2 separate regions of the Homo sapiens genome follow, and region 1 is linked to region 2. The links are chromatin loops, found by intact Hi-C in ENCODE. Cell type or tissue: heart right ventricle. All regions are shown on one strand. Links, peaks and the distances in the headings refer to the core of each region. The heading gives the core; the rest is flanking DNA. Region 1 overlaps CCDC62 (coiled-coil domain containing 62). Region 2 overlaps HIP1R (huntingtin interacting protein 1 related).

Region 1 (10,544 bases), core at 1,254-9,253, 66 kb before region 2:
CATATGCGAAAAATGCTTAGAGTGGAACCTGGCACACGATAAGATCTTAGTGTTATCTTTTCTTCTTGGTTAATTGGAATTTAAGAATCTAGGATAACCATTTTCAAATTTGGTTTTTAGGACAAAGATATTATTGAGGCAGTTAATCACATTGCAGATTGTTCGGGTAAATTTAAAATGCTAGAGCATGCCCTACGTGATGCCAAGATGGCGGAGACTTGTATTGTGAAAGAAAAGCAAGATTATAAGCAGAAATTGAAGGCACTTAAGATTGAAGTCAACAAACTAAAAGGTAAGGAAGAGACCTACATTTAAGATACAAATGTATTATCTTGGGAATATAGTTTTTCATCTGGGTTCACTTAATCTTATGCTTGAGAGTAGATCAATTCCTGGCCTTAGACCCTAACGTGAAATATCCATTTCATTTATATAGGATTATGCTGCAATTTGTGTCTTATAAGATATATAACAGAGTTGGGGAAAACTGCAGAATGTATCATATTTTAAAGTAATCCTGCCTTAGTTGAGGTGGCTGTACCATTAGCTATCGCTAATACATGCTTTGTGGCAGACAACATCAGTATCTCAGTGGCAGACAGTCGTAGCATTTATTAAACCCACATGTCTAGAGGCAAATGGGGGAGTTGGCTGACTGTGGTTGGGCCTCACTGAGCTTCCCATCTGGGCAGTTTTGGCTCACACATTTCATCGTCTTGCTATCAGGCTAGCCTGGGCATTTCTTCCCATGGTGAGGGCAGAAACTTCTGATTCTGAAATTAGGAATTTTTATTTTTGCCGATTTATTTATTTTCGACAGAATCTCACTCTGTCACCCAGGCTGGAGTGCGGTGGTGCAATCTTGGTTCACCACTGCCTCCACCTCCTGGGTTCAAGCTATTCTCCTGTCTCAGCTTCCCGAGTAGCTGGGATTACAGGCACCTACCACCATGCCTGGCTAATTTTTGGATGTTTAGTAGAGACAGAGTTTTGCCATGTTGGCCAGACTAGTCTGGAACTCCCGACCTCAGGTGAATCCCTCTGCCTTGGCCTCCCAAAGTGCTGAGATCTACAGGCGTGAGCCAACACACCCAGCCGATCTTTGCTGATTTAACTTAAAAGATTCAGCATTCAAAAATGTTGTCCTTATGATGCCTTGACCTATGGTTAGCCATAGGTCTTATCTCCATTTGTAGCTTCAGCTAAAACCATAATCGTATTATCATCCCCTTGACAGCAGGAACAGACTCTGCTTCTCTTTTTCAGTGTACTGTTAATAGCATGGCACAAGGGCTACACTCTAGGTATTTGGTATTTATTGAATGTTTATATACACCGAGGTAAAATATTCAAGTAGAAAGAAGTCTGTTCTGTCAATATTTATATACTAAAAACATTTTATAAATTCAATATTAAAACTTTTTTTTTTTTGAGATAGTGTCTTGCTCTGCTGCCCAGGCTGGAGTGCAATGGCGTGATCTCAGCTCACTGCAACCTCCACCTCCTGGGTTCAAGCAATTCTCCTGCCTCAGCCTCCTGAGTAGCTGGGATTACAGGTGGGTGCCACCATGCCCGGCTAATTTTTGTATTTTTAGTAGAGACAGGGTTTCATCATGTTGGTCAGGCTGGTCTCAAACTCCTGAGCTTGTGATCCACCTGCCTCAGCCTCCCAAAAGTGCTGGGATTACAGGCATGAGCCACCACACCCAGCTTAAAACTTTTTTTTTAGAAAAGAAAAATAGTGGCTGGGCATGATGGCTCACATCTGTAATCCTAGCACTTTGGGAGGCCAAAGCAGGCAGATTGCTTGAGGCCAGGACTTCAAGAAGACCAGCCTGGATAACATGGCAGAACCCTGTCTCTACAAAAAATTAGCCAGGCATGGTGGTGTGATCCTGTAGTCCCAGCTACTCGAGAGGCAAAGTGAAAGGATTTCTTGATCCCAGGAGGTGGAGGTTGCAGTGAGCCAAGATTGGCCACTACACTTCAGCCTGGGCAACAGAGCAAGATCCTGCCTCAAAAAAATAAAAAAAAAGAAGAGGAATTTTTATAGAGCTCAATCTCCAGCCCTCCCTCCCCTTCCTGGAGGTCCACAAGTGGGACTGCAGGTTCCAGCCCTGTCTTCACTTGGTGTTTCTGGTGGCTGTCTGCATCCTGAGGCCACGTAGGAGCTCCACCCTGAGTCACCTCGTTAGCATGTAGTCTGGTGTAATCAACTGACTCTTCATGAATGACAAAAGATGCTTCTGTCACTTAGGAAATTCCACAAGTTTTAGGAGCTCTGTTCTCCAGGAACAGAGGACAAAAACCACATCTATTTCTTCTTATACCACAGACATACTCAAGGAACAGAAGGAAAGGAGGGAACGGCGGTGGGGAGATGGGCAGGTCAGGTCATGCTGGGCTCTGCAGTTTGTGGTAATGGATTTGGATTTCATCCTCAGTGCAGTAGCAAGGCTTCTCACTGAGAAATGACACGAGCAGATTTTTATTTTTAGTTTTATTTATTTATTTATTTTTGAGACAGAATTTCACTCTTGTCGCCCAGGCTGGAGTGCAATGGCGCGATCTCAGCTCACTGCAACCCCCGCCTGCCTCTCAAGCAATTCTCCTGCCTCAGCCTTCTGAGTAGCTGGGATTACAGTCGCCCACCACCACACCCAGCTAATTTTTGTATTTTTAGTAGAGACGGGGTTTTACCAGGTTGGCCAGGCTGGTTTCGAACTCCTGACCTCAGGTGATCCACCCGCCTCAGCCTCCCAAAGTGTTGGGATTACAGGTGTGAGCCACTGCACTTGGCCTTTATTTTTATTTTACTTTACTTTTTTTTGAGATGGAGTCTCACTCTGTTGTCCAGGTTGAGTGCAGTGGCGTGATCTCAGCTCACTGCAACCTCTGCCACCTGGATTCAAGCGATTTTCCTGCCTCAGGCTCCTGAGTAGCTGGGATTGCAGGTGTGTGCCACCACACCCAGCTAATTTTTGTATATTTAGTAGAGACGGGGTTTCACCATGTTGGCCAGGCTGGTCTCGAACTCCTGGCCTCAAGTGGTTTGTCCGCCTTGGCCTCCCAAAGTGCTGGGATTATAGGCGTGAGCCACTGCGCTGGGCAGATTTTGATTTTTAAAAGATTGCTCTGTGTACACTGGGCTGTCACAGGAGAGGCAAGGCTGGTGCAGGGAGGTCAGTCAGATGAGAGCAAGCGAAGCCTCCAACCAGGGGTCCTTGCCAGGTGTGGAGATGTTGGCTGTGAAACAGATTTTGTCTATAGATCCATCAGGACCGGAAGGAGCCGCTGAGGATGTGAGAGTTAGGCATAGTGTGTATATGAGGACTGGAACCTAGTATTTATTTGAGGACTTTCTTTTTCTTCTGTTGTGAAGAGGACCTCAATGAAAAGACGACAGAAAATAATGAGCAACGAGAAGAGATCATTCGCCTCAAGCAAGAGAAAAGTTGCCTGCACGATGAATTGCTTTTTACTGGTAAAACAGATGATCGAATGTATTTGTAACCTAGACTTGCAATGATGACAGGCTGAAGGAATTATACCTCTCCCAAAATGGTTTTTTTTTTTTTTTTTTTGAGACAGGGTCTTTTTTGAGACAGGGTCTTGCTCTGTCACCCAGGCTGGAGTGCAGTGGTGCAATCTCGTCTGACTGCAACTTCTGCCTCCCGGGCCCAAGCGATTCTCCTGCCTCAGCCTCCTTAGTAGCTGGGGTTACTGGTATGAGCCACCACGCCCGGCTAAATTTTGTATATTTAGTAGAGACGGGGTTTCACCACATTGGTCAGGCTGGTCTTCTTGAACTCCTAACCTCAAGTGATCTACGGGCCTTGGCCTTCCAAAGTGCTGAGATTGCAGGCGTGAGCCCGGCTTTTTTATTTTTATTTTTTTCTGAGACAGAGTCTCACTCTGTCGCCCAGGCTGGAATGCAGTGGCATGATCTCGGCTCACTGCAACCTCTGCCTCCCAGGTTCAAGCAGTTCTCCTGCCTCAGCCTCCCAAGTAGCTGGGATTACAGGCGCATGCTACCATGCCCGGCTAATTTTTATATTTTTAGTAGAGACGGGGTTTCACCATGTTGGCCAGGCTGATCTCGAACTCTGGCCTCAGATAATCCGCCCGCCTCAGCCTCGCAAAGTGCTGGGATTACAGGCATGAGCCATCACGCCAGGCCTTTTTGTTTGTTTTTAACACCCTTTGTGGGACCGATGGTGGACCAAGCAGCGAGTGTTAATGCTGCCATCCCGTTCCCAGTCACTATTTCCTCTTCTGTAAAATGAGCTATTCTCCCTTCCAGCTTAAGCGTGTGACTCTGCTTCTTACTAAAAACATAACATAGATGCTCCTTGACTTACAGGGTTACATTCTGATAAACCCCTCGCAAGTCAAAAATGCATTTAATGAAGCCAACCCAGCCACCAGCATAGCTCAGCCTAGCCTGCCTTAAACATGCACAGAACACTCGCATTAGCCTGCATTTGGACGAAATCATCTCACACAAAGGCTGTTTTATAATAAATTGTTGAATATATCATGTAATTTACTGAAAGCGAAAAACAGAATGGTTGTATGGGTGCTCAGAGTAGGGGTTTTTTAATGAATGTGTACCCCTAGTAAAAGGGGGACTGAGGGTAGGTATCAGTAGACCAAAAAGTGTTCATATGATTTTCTCTTCGGAACTTTACCTCTAAATCAATGACTTTCCTAACACAAACCACTGAAAAGAAAGCCCAGTAGAATCATCTTGGCTGGCAGGGATGTCAACAAGCTCTCTATGTCAGTCATTCTCAGTTGGGAGTGGAGAAGTAGGCCTTCACCAGTGGAAACTCTGAGATACTGGGGGTAGGTAAGGAATATGGCAGGGAATGGAATGCAGTTTGTCTGTAAATTAATGGGAAAAAATTGAGGCTCATCACAGCCTCAAACTCCTGGACTCAAGGAATCCTCCCGCCTTGGCCTTCCTAGTAGCCTGGCTAAATTTTTAATTTTTTTGCAGAGAAGGGGTCTCACTATGTTGCCCAGGCTGGTCTCTAGCTCCTGGGATCAAGCGATCCCCTTGCCTCGGCCTCTCAAAATGCTGGGATTACAGGTGCGAGCCACCATGCCCGACCTAAGAAGTTTTAAGTGAAATGGAATTCTTAATTTTAATCTCTTGTGATTAAAGATCGGGGTGAAAGTGTGGTATTCTGCCACTAGAGGTCACTATTTTCACCATTTCTAGGATTGCTGCATCTGCAAGTAGTGATAACCCGTTAACGCTGCTAAAGATATCACATATTTGTAGCTTTACAGTTGCATTCAAACAGTCCTTGGACCAGCATTTGTACGCCAGGTGCCCTGCGATATGCTCAGAAGCTCACAGGCCCACAGAATTCACTACTATACAAATGCTATGCATAAAATGCTATGGGAGGTCAAAGGAAAGAACAAAGCTTAAAGGATACGTTAGTCTCTTTTCTTTTTGATTAATCACTTTTTACCCATGCACTCTACTATGTATTACTAAGTAAAATACATGGAATTTGTTAGCTAATATTATAATAAATCGATTTTGTGAAATATTTTTATCATATACTAAGCAGATTTCTTTACCCAGGCTGGAGTGCAGTGGTACAATCGCAGCTCACTGCAGCCTCAAACTCTGAGGCTCAAGTGATCCTCCCACCTCAGCCTCCCAGGTAGGTGGGACCACAGGCACATGCCATCACACATGCCTAATTTTTAAATTTTTTGTATGGATGAGGTTCCACTATGTTGCCCAGTCTGGTCTGGAACTGCTGGGCTCAAGAGATCCTCCTACCTCTGCCTCCCAAAGCCCCAAAGCGTTGGGATTACAGGCATGAGCCACCATGCCTGTCATCCTAAATTGATTCCTTAAACATCTTCTTAACTAAAGACAATCTCACACCATTGTCTGAAAACAATTTTTGTATGTTTTATTCTTCTTTTTCAAAATATAGACAATTGATAGATTTGCATGTTTCAATTATAAAAGTGAACAAAGCCTACAAAAGAATTTATTTATTTAGTAGAGACAGGGTCTTGCTCTGTTGCCCAGCCTGGAGTGCAGTGGTGCAATCATAGCTCACTGCAGCCTCGACTGTCTGGGTTCAAGTGATCCTGCCACCTCAGCCTCCTGAGTTGCTGGGACTACAGGCATGTGTCATCACACCTAGCTAATTTTATTTTATTTTATTTATTTTTAGTAGAGGCAGGGTCTCGCTATGTGGCCCAGGCTGCTGGTCTTGAACTCCTAGCCTCAGATAATCCTCCTGCCTTGGCCTCCCAAAGTACTAAGATTATAGGCATGAGCCATCGTGCTTGGCTTAAGCCCAAAAAAGAATTTTTAAAGGGCATAACATGATAATATGCCGTCAAGTGCTATGGCTAAATGTCACGATTTTTTTTGTTTTTGTTTTTTTTCGGAGATGGAGTCTTGGTCTGTCGCCTAGGCTGGAGTGTAGTGGTGCGATCTTGTCTCACTTCAACTTCCGCCTCCTGGGTTCAAGCAATTCTCATGCCTCAGCCTCCGGAGTAGCTGGGACTGCAGGCACACGTCACGACACCTGGCTAATTTTTTGTACTTTAGTAGAGACGTGGTTTCATTGTGTTGCCCAGGCTGGTCTCGAACTCTTGAGCTCAGACAATCCACCCGCCTCGGCCTCCCAAAGTGTTAGGATTACAGGTGTGAGCCACCGCACCCAGTCAGATGTTACCATGTTTTATTTGAAGTTGGAAGATGTCTTAAAGTTTTACTTTTAAGTTTAAAACTTGTAGAAAATGCAGTTCTTTTTTTTTTTGAGACGGAGTCTCGCTGTCGCCCAGGCTGGAGTGCAGTGGTGTGTTCGCGGCTCACTGCAAGCTCAGCCTCCTGGGTTCATGCCATTCTCCTGCCTCAGCCTCCCGAGTAGCTGGGACTACAGGCGCCCGCCACCATGCCCAGCTAATTTTTTGTATTTTTTAGTAGAGATGGGGTTTCACCGTGTTAGCCAGGATGGTCTTGATTTCCTGACCTCATGATCTGCCCACCTTGGCCTCCCAAAGTGCTGGGATTACAGGCGTGTTCTTTTACATAGGCTGAGGGACATGTTTTGCTTGTACATAACTAGGAGTAAGGAGTTTGCAAAGAGAACAATGATACTAGTTTACATTTCTGTGGGTCCTGACAGTCCTGTAGGTGAGCTCTTATAGACTGAGTGTCTGCCTCAGGTCTCCCAGGCGGTAAAAGGCAGAGTCTTGATCAGAATTCAGCAGGTTCCAGGCGTCTAAGTCCCTTCCCATTGTTTTAGCTTAGGCTGCTTGTTCAGGCAGATAGCAGCAGAGAGTTCCTTACCTCTGTTTTCTGTGGCCAACTTGTGAAAATAGTCAGACCCAATCCACTTTGATCTCTCAGCTAAACCCAGCCATGGAGAAAACTATCTGGACTAGGGAAACATTTATATTTACATTGGCATTGCCTCTTATGCAAAAGTAGATTATTCTGAAATCAGAGATTAAGGCAACATTCAAATATACATATATTTTTTTTTTCTTTGACCACCTGCCCTCCCCCACCGCCCCCCGACAACCCCACTGGCCAACATTCAGATATATTTAAAATTACTCTGAGGGCCAGGTAAAGTAGTTGGCTTTTGTTTAGGGACCATGCTGTATCCAAAACAAGTATTTATTTATTTTTTTTAAGAGACAGTGTCTTGCTGTGTTGACTCAGGCTGGTCTCAAACTCCTGGGCTCAAGCAATCTTCCCACCTCAGCCTCCAAAGTAGCTGGAAATATAACAAAACAGGTTTATTTAAACATTAGGAAATATAACAAAACAGGTTTATTTAAACCCTGCTTGGATGCTGTTAACATGAAAGGCATGTAGAATTGAGACCCACGGAGTCAGATGCACTACGGATATCACTTCCACTGTTAAAATGTCTCAGTTTTGGCCGGGCATGGTGGCTCATGCCTGTAATCCCAGCATTTTGGGAGGCTGAGGCGGGTAGATCACATGAGGCCAGGAGTTCGAGACCAACCTGGCTAACATGGTGAAACACAGGAGTTCAAGACCAGCTTGGGCAACATAGTGAGACCCCCATCTCTATTTTTAAAAATATTTTATCTTTTAAAATTTTTAAATAAATAATTGAAGTAATATGTATTAAGTATAGAGATTTGGAAATCATCCTTATTCTATCTCCCCACAAAAGGAAAGACAAATAATCCCTGAATCTACAAATCACTTCTTCTTTTTTTTTTTTTTTTTTTAAGACAAAGTCCTCACTTTGTCATCCAGGCTGGAGTGCAGTGGCGCAATCTCTGCTCACTGCAACTTCCACCTCCCAGGTTCAAATGATTTTCCTGCCTCAGCCTCCCAAGTAGCTGGACCACAGGCAGGCACCACCACACCCGGCTAAATTTGTATTTTTAGTAGAAATGGGGTTTCACCATGTTGGCCAGGCCAGTCTCGAACTCTTGACCTCAAGTGGTCTACCCACCTCAGCCTCCCAAAGTGCTGCAATTACAGGTGTGAGCCACTTCGTTCAGCCCATTCTGCTATTTTTAAGTACAGGAACAACAACAACAAAAATGTTAGCTGAGCATTAAATTGTTGGAAATGGAGAGGTTTGTGTGGCTATAGCTGATGAAAAATGTTAATAATACTTGTTCTTAAATAGTAGAGAGAGAAAAGAGGAAAGATGAATTGCTTAATATTGCGAAGTCAAAGCAAGAACGCACAAATTCAGAACTGCACAATCTGAGACAGGTATGTCCCCAATCATCCTTCTCTGTCACATAAGAAATGTTTGTAAACAAATAGCAAATTAGGAAAAATGTATGCCCGTCGATTTTGTTTAATTGGTGATTTGGAATCCTAACTACATTAGTTGTATATCATGTTTATTTATTTTTATTATTATTATTTTTTTGAGACGGAGTCTCGCACTGTCAACCGGGCTGGGGTGCAATGGCCTGATCTCGGCTCACTGCAACCTCCACCTCCTAGTTACAAGCGATCCTCCTGCCTCAGCCTCCCAAGTAGCTGGGATTACATGTGCCCACCACCACGCCCAGCCAATTTTTTGTATTTTTAGTAGAGACAGGGTTTTACTGTGTTGGCCAGGCTGGTCTCGAACTCCTGACCTCATGACCCGCCCACCTCAGCCTCCCAAAGTGCTGGGATTACAGGCGTGAACCAGCGCACCCAGCCTGTATATCATGTTTAGTATAGCAAATAGGTCTTGCTTGTGGTGATCAAAGGCTGGGAGCCCAGCTATCCTAGCAAATCTTAGTGCTAACAAAGGAAAATTAAAAGCAGACATATTTAGCATATTTCTCTAGTAACTATCTGACCTGTTTTAGGATTTGTGAACTGTTTCAGGGAAAGTGCCAAATTGTTGGTTCAGTTTAGTTTTGTTATTACATTTCATGTTGATTTGTCAATATCTATGACAGATTTATGTAAAACAACAGAGTGATCTGCAGTTTCTTAATTTCAATGTGGAAAATTCTCAGGAATTAATACAGATGTATGACTCAAAGATGGAGGAATCAAAGGCTCTGGACTCCAGGTAATCTTAGCAAGATGCAATTAATATGATCTTGTATTATATTCCATCAGCCAGTATTTACTGCGCACTTACTGTTGGCCAGTACTGACTACTATTCCCCATATGGTAGGAAATAAATGTGGCCGGGCACGGTGCCTCACACCTGTAATCCCAGCACTTTGGGAGGCCAAGGCAGGTGGGTCACCTGAGGTCAGGAGTTCGAGACCAGCCTGGCCAACATGGTGAAACCCCATCTCTACTAAAAATACAAACATTAGCCAGGCATAGTGGCTCATGCCTGTAGTCCCAGCTACTTGCAAGGCTGAGGCACGAGAATCGCTTGAACCTGGGAGGTGGAGGTTGCAGTGAGCCGAGATCACGCCACTGCACTCCAGCCTGGTAACAGAGCAAGATTCTGTTTCAAAATAAATAAATAAATAAAAATATAAAAATTAGCTGGGCGTGTTCGCGGGTATATGTAATCCCAGCTACTTGGGAGGCTGAGGCAGGAGAATCACTTGAACCCCGGAGGTGGAGGTTGCAGTGAGCCGAGATCGCGCCATTGCACTCCAGCCTGCGTGACAAGAGCCAAACTCCGTCTCAAAAAATAAATAAATAGGCCTGGCGCGGTGGCTCATGCCTGTAATCCCAGCACTTTGGGAGGCCGAGGCAGGTGGATCACGAGGTCAGGAGATCGAGACCATCCTGGCTAACACGGTGAAGCCCCATCTGTACTAAAAATACAAAAAAATTAGCCAGGCATGGTGGCAGGCGCCTGTAGTCCCAGCTATTCGGCAGGCTGAGGCAGGAGGATTGCTGGAACCCGGGAGGCAGAGGTTGCAGTGAGCTGAGATTGCGCCACTGCACTTCAGCCTGGGTGACAGAGTGAGACTCCGTATGAAAAATAAATAAATAAATAATAAATAAATACAATAAATGTGTGTGAGCTAATAATGATTGTCATAATCCTCAGTCGCAGGAAGACCCAATCTAAGAATTTTA
Region 2 (10,544 bases), core at 1,451-9,450:
TAGAGGTTTATTCATTTAAAAATGGCAGTAATAAACCCACTGCCCATTAATAGAAATAACATATATTTTATGAAAAAAAAAAAAAAAAAACCCACTACTTTACCAAGCAAAAAACTTAGTGAGTGGCTTGGTTTTCATTTTTACGACTAAATGCCTGGCTCGGCCAAGACGGAGGCCCCAGCTGCTCCCAGGAATCTCCCGCCAGGCACCCTGGGGGTGCAAGCGCAAAAAGGCAAAAGGTGTCTGGGGTGTTAGGAGAGTTTTGATCTAACCAACCCCTTGAAAGGGTCTCGTCCCTCGACCGCACTTTGAGAACCACTGTGTTAGTGTCAGCCTGGGACCAACGTGTTTGGTGAAAGCGGCTTGCTAGTGCCTCCCGAAGCCAGGTGTGGGTTAGGTGAGATGTGGCCGCAGCGCCTTCCTTTCCATTCGCTGTTTCCTTCTCTAGCTCAGTCTGAACTGAGCCCTCCCACAGCGTCTCCCACAGGTCTCCCCATCCCGATGGGAGAGCGGGCCTGGCCCGGTCTCAGGTGATCTCTGATCTGTGAGTTTGTAGCATACGGAGGAACAAGGCAGGGCAGGTGAGCCCCTGAGCAGTGTGCAGAGAAGTCCTGTTACACTTGTGCCACCCTCCAGGTCTCCCTGCGGACACCCTGCAAGGCCACAGGGACCGGTTCCACGAGCAGTTTCACAGGTACTGCCTGGGACAGGGACAGGATTGAGGCCGGTGGGGGAGAGGCTCCGTGGCCCCTTCCTGAACCCGAACTTCCCACCATCTCTGCAGCCTCAGGAACTTCTTCCGCAGAGCCTCCGACATGCTGTACTTCAAGCGGCTCATCCAGATCCCCCGGCTGCCCGAGGTACCACCCCCAAGAGGGCCCCGAGGCCCTTTGAGGACCCCAGGCACCTGGCTGGGCCCCACACAGGCTATGGAGATGGCGGAAGGAGGGCTTGCTTAGGGGACAGCTGAGCAGGTCCCACCTGCCGCCCCTGCAGGGACCCCCTAACTTCCTGCGGGCCTCAGCCCTGGCTGAGCACATCAAGCCGGTGGTGGTGATCCCCGAGGAGGCCCCGGAAGATGAGGAGCCGGAGAATCTCATTGAGATCAGCACAGGGCCCCCCGCGGGGGAGCCAGTGGTGAGCCCCCTGCCCAGCCCGTGTCCCCCAGTCCTCCAGCTGCAGCATGAGGCCAACGGGAGTGTCGGGTGGCCAGCCCTCCCTTTGCCCACTGCCCGGCCTGGAGGGCACAGGTGAGTGGGGTCACCATGCTTTGCTGTGGCAGGTGGTGGCTGACCTCTTCGATCAGACGTTTGGACCCCCCAATGGGTCTGTGAAGGACGACAGGTGAGGGCTGGAGGAGCCGACTGGGCTGGGGGTGGTTGGAAACGGGCTCAGCTGAGCTGTGCTCTGGACAGTTCTGTCTGGAAAGGCCATAGGTGGGGAACATGAACCCGTGAGGTGCCCAAATCCTGAGTGGCCACTGAGGAGGAGACAGGTTCCTGTGCTGGGTCTGTTGACTGTTCTGGTTGACTTAACTTGAACCCCAGGACCTCTGTCCCCAGGGACCTCCAGATTGAGAGCTTGAAGAGAGAGGTGGAAATGCTCCGCTCTGAACTGGAGAAGATCAAGCTGGAGGTGCGGGGTGGGGATGGGTGGGGGCCAGGGCCCCTCACGGCCCAGGCAGGGCCCCACGTCACACCTCCTCCCGCAGGCCCAGCGGTACATCGCGCAGCTGAAGAGCCAGGTGAATGCACTGGAGGGTGAGCTGGAGGAGCAGCGGAAGCAGAAGCAGAAGGCCCTGGTGGATAATGAGCAGCTCCGCCACGAGCTGGCCCAGCTGAGGGCTGCCCAGCTGGAGGGCGAGCGGAGCCAGGGCCTGCGTGAGGAGGCTGAGAGTACGTGGGGCCTTGGCCACAGGGGTCCAAGGGTGTGTCCCCAGCCCCTGCCACCCCACACGGGGCATCACTGCCCCTCCTCTCGCCCCCAGGGAAGGCCAGTGCCACGGAGGCGCGCTACAACAAGCTGAAGGAAAAGCACAGTGAGCTCGTCCATGTGCACGCGGAGCTGCTCAGAAAGGTAGGTGCAGCCCATCCTCCATCCCAGCCGGTGGCAGGGCCTCTCGGGGATGGCAGCAGAGCATGAGCCCTTCCCCTGCCCATGCAGAACGCGGACACAGCCAAGCAGCTGACGGTGACGCAGCAAAGCCAGGAGGAGGTGGCGCGGGTGAAGGAGCAGCTGGCCTTCCAGGTGGAGCAGGTGAAGCGGGAGTCGGAGTTGAAGGTATGTCCCTTGTGGCACAGGGCCCTGCCCCGGCATCCCCAGCCCACTGCCCCAGTGACACGCTGTCCTGTCCCAGCTAGAGGAGAAGAGCGACCAGCTGGAGAAGCTCAAGAGGGAGCTGGAGGCCAAGGCCGGAGAGCTGGCCCGCGCGCAGGAGGCCCTGAGCCACACAGAGCAGGTGCATCTGGCTTTGATGACTGGAGGTGGGGTTCTGGGGCCAGTCCTGGGTGGAAGTCAGGTCCTCTTTCCCGTGAACAGGCCCCACCTGGGTGCCACTCGGTGATCCTGGGATGCAGCCCTGACCCAGACCCAGGGGCTACATGGGAGACAGGACCTACCGCTGGTCCTCAGGGAGCCCTGAGTCTAATGGAAGTGATCACTAACCCCCAGGGCCCAGTTTATAAGCGTGGGGGCAGGGTGGGTGGGGCCTGGGAGCTCTGTTCACATGCCTGGTGTCCATGTCTGTCCACAGAGCAAGTCGGAGCTGAGCTCACGGCTGGACACGCTGAGTGCGGAGAAGGATGCTCTGAGTGGAGCTGTGCGGCAGCGGGAGGCAGACCTGCTGGCGGCGCAGAGCCTGGTGCGCGAGACAGAGGCGGCGCTGAGCCGGGAGCAGCAGCGCAGCTCCCAGGAGCAGGGCGAGTTGCAGGGCCGGCTGGCAGAGAGGGTATGGCCTCCCCAGATGCAGCAGCACCACTGAGTTCACTGCCGTCTGGCAACCATCGATCTGTCTCCGTGATCTGCCTGTTCTAGAGATTTCATGTAAAGGGGATCATACACGATGCATCCTTTTGTGTCCGGCTTCTTCACTCAGCATCACGTTGTCAAGGGTCACCACATCATAGCCTGTGTCATTACCTCATTCCTTTTATGGCTGAGTCGTACTCTGCCGTGTGGACAGACCACATTGTGTTTATCTGTTCATCACTTGGTGGACATTGGGTTTGTTGCAACTTTCTGGCTGTTGTAAATAGTGCTGCTGTGGGCCTTTGAGCACAAGTTTCTGTGTAAACATCTGCCATCACTTATCTTGGATAGATAGCTGATGTGTGTGGAACACAGTAGAACTGCTGGGTCTCACCTCTGTTACCCTGTTGAGAAACTACCAGACTGTTTTCCAAAGTGGCTGCACCATTTTACACTCCCACCAGCAACGCATGAATGTTCCAGTTTCTCCACATCCTTGCCAATGCTTATTATTGTCTTCTTTTTATTTTAGCCATCCTAGTGGGTGTGGAGTGGTTTCTCACGGTCTTGATTTGTGTTTCCCTGATAGCAAAGGGTGCTACATATCTTTTCATGAGCTACCTGGCCATTTGTGTATCTTTGGAGAAATGTCTTTTAGGACCTTGAGCTCACGTTTTAATTGGGTTATCTTTTTATTCTTGAGCTGTGCACTGTGTGGGAAGCCTCTTTCTAGAAATCTCCACCCCCCTGACCAGTGAGGGTCTCAGCTGGGCTCCAACTGGTGGCCCATGGGTCATTCCAGGGCTGGGGCACATCCTTGGCCTTGGGGAGGATCTCTAACCTGTCCTCTTCACCCCCATTGCCAGGAGTCTCAGGAGCAGGGGCTGCGGCAGAGGCTGCTGGACGAGCAGTTCGCAGTGTTGCGGGGCGCTGCTGCCGAGGCCGCGGGCATCCTGCAGGATGCCGTGAGCAAGCTGGACGACCCCCTGCACCTGCGCTGTACCAGCTCCCCAGGTAGACAGTGGGGCCACACTCAGCCGCTCCCCTGCCTCCTTCCCATCCCCAGCCCTGAGCAGCGGGTGGCAGGGGCCTCAGTTCTCCTCGTGCTTGCAGACTACCTGGTGAGCAGGGCCCAGGAGGCCTTGGATGCCGTGAGCACCCTGGAGGAGGGCCACGCCCAGTACCTGACCTCCTTGGCAGGTGAGTGTAGCCAGGGCAGGGCGGAGGCGGGGGCTGTGTCCCAGTTCCAGCGCCCATGGCCACCTCTTGCCTTTTGGGAGGTTTACAGACAGCAGGGACCTCTCTGGGAAGCCAAGCAGATGCCCCCTGCCTGCTCCTTCCCAGGAACCCACCCCTGCCCTGTGGACAAATAGGCTTTTGCCTCTGGGGCCTGGGCCACCATATGTCTGCAGGTGGCAGAGCACTGAAGGGCCCGGGGCCACACACACTGTGGTGTGGTTCCCACTGCCTCCTGGACGTTGTCTTGCCGAGCCCTCCTTTCCTCTTCCTCCTCCTCCTGGGATAGCTGGCCACCGACGGTGGTCCCAGTGCTAGTGTCTCAGTGTCATCCTCCCCCAACCTTGGCCCCACCCACCCGCACAGACGCCTCCGCCCTGGTGGCAGCTCTGACCCGCTTCTCCCACCTGGCTGCGGATACCATCATCAATGGCGGTGCCACCTCGCACCTGGCTCCCACCGACCCTGCCGACCGTAAGTGGGTCCTGGGATGGCAGGTTCTGTCCACCTCACTGGCTTGTCTCCCCTGGGGGTCCTTATGGAGCCTGTCGGTGGGGGGGGCTCCACTCACGGTCCTTTCTCACCCCAGGCCTCATAGACACCTGCAGGGAGTGCGGGGCCCGGGCTCTGGAGCTCATGGGGCAGCTGCAGGACCAGCAGGCTCTGCGGCACATGCAGGCCAGCCTGGTGCGGACACCCCTGCAGGGCATCCTTCAGCTGGGCCAGGTGAGGCACAGCTGAGTGTGGGTTTGGGAGGCTTGGGCCTGCCTCTGACCTCTGCACCCACCTCTGGGTTGGCTGAACAGGTGTTTGTGCGTGGAGCCTGCAGCCTCAGGACACAGGGTGGGGACCATGCACCCTCCTCGATCCCTGTGGTCCCCAACCTCTTTCCCAGGCTGCCCGTGGGACGGGGGGGGACGGAGGCTACCCCTGTCTGACTCCCATCCTCACCAGGAACTGAAACCCAAGAGCCTAGATGTGCGGCAGGAGGAGCTGGGGGCCGTGGTCGACAAGGAGATGGCGGCCACATCCGCAGCCATTGAAGATGCTGTGCGGAGGATTGAGGTGAGCACGGGATCTGGGGACTCCCCTCATTCCTGTGGAGCTTTGGGGGCCGGAGGCCCCAACTGGGCTGGGTACAGGCTGCACCCACTCCTGCTCTCAGCCTCCAGACAGAGGACAGATGGCGTTTTCCAGGGGCCTGTGAGGTCAGAGCTGAGAGGGCAGGAGGCAGCCCTGGCTTTCCCAGGACCACGGTCCCCTCCTCCCAGCCAGCTCACGGCTCTGTTCTTGGGTGCAGGACATGATGAACCAGGCACGCCACGCCAGCTCGGGGGTGAAGCTGGAGGTGAACGAGAGGTGAGCCCCCCTTCTGTCCCCCCAGGCCCAGCCGAGGTGGGCTCCCCGTGGCCCCTAAGGTTCTGCCCCCAACTGTTCTGCTCACGGGAAAGGAAGGCCTGGCTCAGAGCAGACACTCCCTCCCCACCTGCTGAGCCCTGATGTGGCCAGGCCCGCCATGGCGTCGTGTGGGCTGCTCTGCAGAGCGGCAGCTAAGTCTCTCCTTCTCTCCCCCAGGATCCTCAACTCCTGCACAGACCTGATGAAGGTGAGGGGCTGTGACCCGGGGGGGTCTGCACCTGGAGGGCCACCAGTCATTGCTGTCTTGGTCTCGGCAGGCTATCCGGCTCCTGGTGACGACATCCACTAGCCTGCAGAAGGAGATCGTGGAGAGCGGCAGGGTGAGGGGCCGGCGGCAGCAGGGCACAGTCCACAAGGAGCCTGACCCCCAGCCTAGGCCACCCTGGGCATGAGACCCTCCACCCCCTACCACAGGGAGGCCTCAGGGATGCGCCCTATGGCCAGAGTGAGGGGGAGAGGGCCCTTGAGGGCCACTTTCCACCTTTGGTGTCCTTGACTGGCATGTCCTGCCCTGTTCTCCCGTCGCCACTAGGGGGCAGCCACGCAGCAGGAATTTTACGCCAAGAACTCGCGCTGGACCGAAGGCCTCATCTCGGCCTCCAAGGCTGTGGGCTGGGGAGCCACACAGCTGGTGTAGGTTGCCCTGGGTGGGGGGGGGCAGGGGGCTGCTTCCTGCCAGTTGGAGCAGTTTGGGGTTCAACAGGGTGCAGGGAGTAGAGGGGGTGTGGAGTGGTGCCAGCCGTCCGTGGGGTCAGAGACCCTGGCCCTGACTGGCCCTTGACCCGCAGGGAGGCAGCTGACAAGGTGGTGCTTCACACGGGCAAGTATGAGGAGCTCATCGTCTGCTCCCACGAGATCGCAGCCAGCACGGCCCAGCTGGTGGCGGCCTCCAAGGTGAGCTTGCACGCCGACAGCAGCACACTGGGCTCTGGGCCCAGCTTGGCCTGGGCTGTGGCTGCCAAGCCCAGGCCTGCTGCTGCCCTGAGCTGGGAGACCTGGGCCCACCCTGACCTCTCGCCCCTCAGGTGAAGGCCAACAAGCACAGCCCCCACCTGAGCCGCCTGCAGGAATGTTCTCGCACAGTCAATGAGAGGGCTGCCAATGTGGTGGCCTCCACCAAGTCAGGCCAGGAGCAGATTGAGGACAGAGGTGAGTGCCAGATGCCAACGGGGGCTGCTGGCTCCCGAGGCTGAATGGGGGTGGGTGCCCAGATGTTCACCCCCTTGTCCTCCGGCCACAGACACCATGGATTTCTCCGGCCTGTCCCTCATCAAGCTGAAGAAGCAGGAGATGGAGACCCAGGTAGGCGCCCATGGCTGCCCCGTGACCTCTGAGCTCATCCCTCGGGCGAAGCCTGGACCCAGGAGAGAGCTCCCTGGGGAGGCTGGGCTGGGCTGAGCAGGCCGTGTGGCTACAGGTGCGTGTCCTGGAGCTGGAGAAGACGCTGGAGGCTGAACGCATGCGGCTGGGGGAGTTGCGGAAGCAACACTACGTGCTGGCTGGGGCATCAGGCAGCCCTGGAGAGGAGGTGGCCATCCGGCCCAGCACTGCCCCCCGAAGTGTAACCACCAAGAAACCACCCCTGGCCCAGAAGCCCAGCGTGGCCCCCAGACAGGACCACCAGGTGCCGTCTGCACTGGGATGGGGGAGTTCCTGGACGGGGGTGCTGTCCCCAGCCCTAGAGGGGCACATGGTGCACGTCCCTGGGGAAGTCAGGGACCACTGACAACATGCAGGGAGGAGCTTGCTCAAGGGAGAGGTGGGGCCCCAGGTGCCTGGCTGTGACCACTGACCCCCCACCTTTAACCCCTGCAGCTTGACAAAAAGGATGGCATCTACCCAGCTCAACTCGTGAACTACTAGGCCCCCCAGGGGTCCAGCAGGGTGGCTGGTGACAGGCCTGGGCCTCTGCAACTGCCCTGACAGGACCGAGAGGCCTTGCCCCTCCACCTGGTGCCCAAGCCTCCCGCCCCACCGTCTGGATCAATGTCCTCAAGGCCCCTGGCCCTTACTGAGCCTGCAGGGTCCTGGGCCATGTGGGTGGTGCTTCTGGATGTGAGTCTCTTATTTATCTGCAGAAGGAACTTTGGGGTGCAGCCAGGACCCGGTAGGCCTGAGCCTCAACTCTTCAGAAAATAGTGTTTTTAATATTCCTCTTCAGAAAATAGTGTTTTTAATATTCCGAGCTAGAGCTCTTCTTCCTACGTTTGTAGTCAGCACACTGGGAAACCGGGCCAGCGTGGGGCTCCCTGCCTTCTGGACTCCTGAAGGTCGTGGATGGATGGAAGGCACACAGCCCGTGCCGGCTGATGGGACGAGGGTCAGGCATCCTGTCTGTGGCCTTCTGGGGCACCGATTCTACCAGGCCCTCCAGCTGCGTGGTCTCCGCAGACCAGGCTCTGTGTGGGCTAGAGGAATGTCGCCCATTACTCCTCAGGCCTGGCCCTCGGGCCTCCGTGATGGGAGCCCCCCAGGAGGGGTCAGATGCTGGAAGGGGCCGCTTTCTGGGGAGTGAGGTGAGACATAGCGGCCCGGGCGCTGCCTTCACTCCTGGAGTGAGTTTCCATTTCCAGCTGGAATCTGCAGCCACCCCCATTTCCTGTTTTCCATTCCCCCGTTCTGGCCGCGCCCCACTGCCCACCTGAAGGGGTGGTTTCCAGCCCTCCGGAGAGTGGGCTTGGCCCTAGGCCCTCCAGCTCAGCCAGAAAAAGCCCAGAAACCCAGGTGCTGGACCAGGGCCCTCAGGGAGGGGACCCTGCGGCTAGAGTGGGCTAGGCCCTGGCTTTGCCCGTCAGATTTGAACGAATGTGTGTCCCTTGAGCCCAAGGAGAGCGGCAGGAGGGGTGGGACCAGGCTGGGAGGACAGAGCCAGCAGCTGCCATGCCCTCCTGCTCCCCCCACCCCAGCCCTAGCCCTTTAGCCTTTCACCCTGTGCTCTGGAAAGGCTACCAAATACTGGCCAAGGTCAGGAGGAGCAAAAATGAGCCAGCACCAGCGCCTTGGCTTTGTGTTAGCATTTCCTCCTGAAGTGTTCTGTTGGCAATAAAATGCACTTTGACTGTTTGTTGTCACTGATGCCCCAGAGGGAGGGGCTGTGCCTGGCTCTTCATTCCTCCAGGGACACGTGTTCCCTTGTCGGCCCTGGCCAGGTGCTGGGGCGGGGACCTATTCATGTCTGCATTTAATGCTAGAGTACTTGGGACTGCAGAAAAGCTCAGCAGGGCTGTCACTGGCTGTGTGTGTGTCCGCCTTCCATCTCTCTCTCGGGGGATTTATGGGCCTCAGGGCCCTCCTTTTACACAGGAGGCCAAGAGCCAGCTGCCTCCACAGAGGCCACTTGCACTCCCAGCCTCAATGCCCACAGCTTCCCTGGGGCTCCTAGCAGTTGCTGACCCCCTCAGTGTGTCTGAGACCATGCCTGACTGACAGTTGCTAAGCTAAGGTGGGGACCCTGACTCCCGGCTGGCTTGGACTTGAGCCATGGCCACACACAGCCTTTGCACTTACCGGAAACCTGGAAAGGTGTTCAGTCCCTGGGTGTGTGGCAGCCTCACAAGCACCCACTTTACCCAGGAGCACCATGCCAGAGGGAAGGCTGAGGTGGGGGAGCTCACCCTGTCCTACCCCCTGCCAAGATCACTGGCATTTATAGAGAAACAGGACAGGGTGGGTCAGGGGAGAGAAAAGGCCCCTTGGCTGGCTCCTGTATGGCCTCAGACAAGCCTTCCACCTGTGCTCACGTCTCCTGGAGGATGAAGTGGGGCCTCAGCTAAGGCTGCGTAGCCGGGGTGCTTGTGCCGGGTGGTTAGGGTGAAAGGGCCTTGCAAACTGACCACAAGGGCTAAGACAGACCCTGTGCCTGGCTCTTGTTTGTTTACAAGGCAAGATGGCTTCAGAAACACTAACGGAACTGATTCTCCACCAGATACAAATGAAAATCCACAGGCATTGACAACGCTTAACTGATCATTCTTGAGTCCTCAATGACCAAACTTTTTTTTGAGATGGAGTCTTGCTGTCACCTAGGTGGCAATACAGTGGCGTGCCTTGGCTCACTACAACCTCCTCCCGGGTTCAAGAAATTCTGCCTCAGCCTCCCGAGCAGCTGGGATTACAGGCATGCACCACCATGCCTGGCTAATTTTTGTATTTTTAGTAGAGATGGGGGCTTTGCCATGTTGGCCAGGCTGGTCTCGAACTCCTGATCTCAAGTGATCCGCCCCCCCCCCCCCCCCCCCCCCACCTCAGCCTCCCAAAGTGCTGGGATTCCAGGCCACTGTGCCTGGCCGAAACCTTTAATTGAACAGGCTGCCTCAAGTGTGGGGCTAGAAAGCAGGAGCTTGGGGTCTGGTCCTGCTCCCCCACCCTCTTGGACCTGTCACTGCCTCTCCCTGGTCCTCCTTGTGAATGGGACACACAGCAGGAGGAGAGGCTCCCACAAGGCAAGGTTCATGAGCCACAAGACTCTGTGAAGTCCAGCATCCTCACTGGAGTGGACAACAGATTTGGCTATAAGCTTCCTGGCAGCCACTGGGAAGAAAGAAACTATCACACACTTTTTCTTTAAGGCTAACTGGCTTCTCAGGAAATCCTTCCCTCTTCCTCACAGAAAAACCACAGAAATTTCTCCTGTACATTCTCATAGAACAATGATGTGCCAGGAATGGCAGCTATTACAGGAGACAGCAACAGGTGAGCTTGCTCTCATCTCAGTTCCTCAAGTCCCTTGCAGGGGCATTGTGACCCAGATACACAGCTTAGCTGGGGTGGTGAGGACGCAGGCACACGGCTCAGCCGGGGCGACGGGCATACCTAGCTGCAGGCGCACGGCTCAGCTGGGGCGGCGGACATACATAGCTGCAGGCGCACGGCTCAGCCGGGGCGGCGGGCACAGGGCAGTTCTGTAGCTCTGCAAGGAGGCA

What was found. A loop is a pair of places that touch in the nucleus more often than their neighbours do. Peaks named below come from ENCODE experiments on the same cell type or tissue, not always from the same donor. Only the 100,000 strongest peaks of a DNase experiment are listed, where the experiment ranks them.
Region 1: it touches region 2 in a loop (2.1-fold over the local background); 38 of 110 quality-filtered maps call a loop at or near these places.

Annotation. Positions count from the first base shown.
Region 1 is chr12:122,788,638-122,799,181 of GRCh38, forward strand. It overlaps CCDC62 (coiled-coil domain containing 62), which reads left to right. Exons shown (of 13, transcript NM_201435.5): 5 at 121-292; 6 at 3,383-3,484; 7 at 8,670-8,758; 8 at 9,448-9,563. Among named protein-coding and RNA genes, the nearest start is that of CCDC62, 19 kb to the left of the region's middle. RefSeq lists an enhancer at 1,266-1,819 and a silencer at 7,111-7,311. In heart right ventricle, for the core only: a CTCF peak has its summit at 5,195 (motif pointing right); no DNase peak of the experiment used is centred there.
Region 2 is chr12:122,854,269-122,864,812 of GRCh38, forward strand. It overlaps HIP1R (huntingtin interacting protein 1 related), which reads left to right. Exons shown (of 32, transcript NM_003959.3): 9 at 637-694; 10 at 785-860; 11 at 997-1,137; 12 at 1,283-1,344; 13 at 1,563-1,635; 14 at 1,712-1,895; 15 at 1,988-2,076; 16 at 2,164-2,280; 17 at 2,357-2,458; 18 at 2,753-2,947; 19 at 3,834-3,981; 20 at 4,081-4,167; 21 at 4,570-4,677; 22 at 4,793-4,929; 10 more. The coding sequence ends at 7,485. It overlaps LOC124903039 (a long non-coding RNA gene), which reads left to right and starts at 9,868. Exons shown (of 2, transcript XR_007063500.1): 1 at 9,868-10,314. RefSeq lists an enhancer at 1-100 and a silencer at 6,214-6,508. In heart right ventricle, for the core only: a CTCF peak has its summit at 6,133 (motif pointing right); a DNase peak (open chromatin) is centred at 6,173; H3K27ac peaks cover 3,664 bases.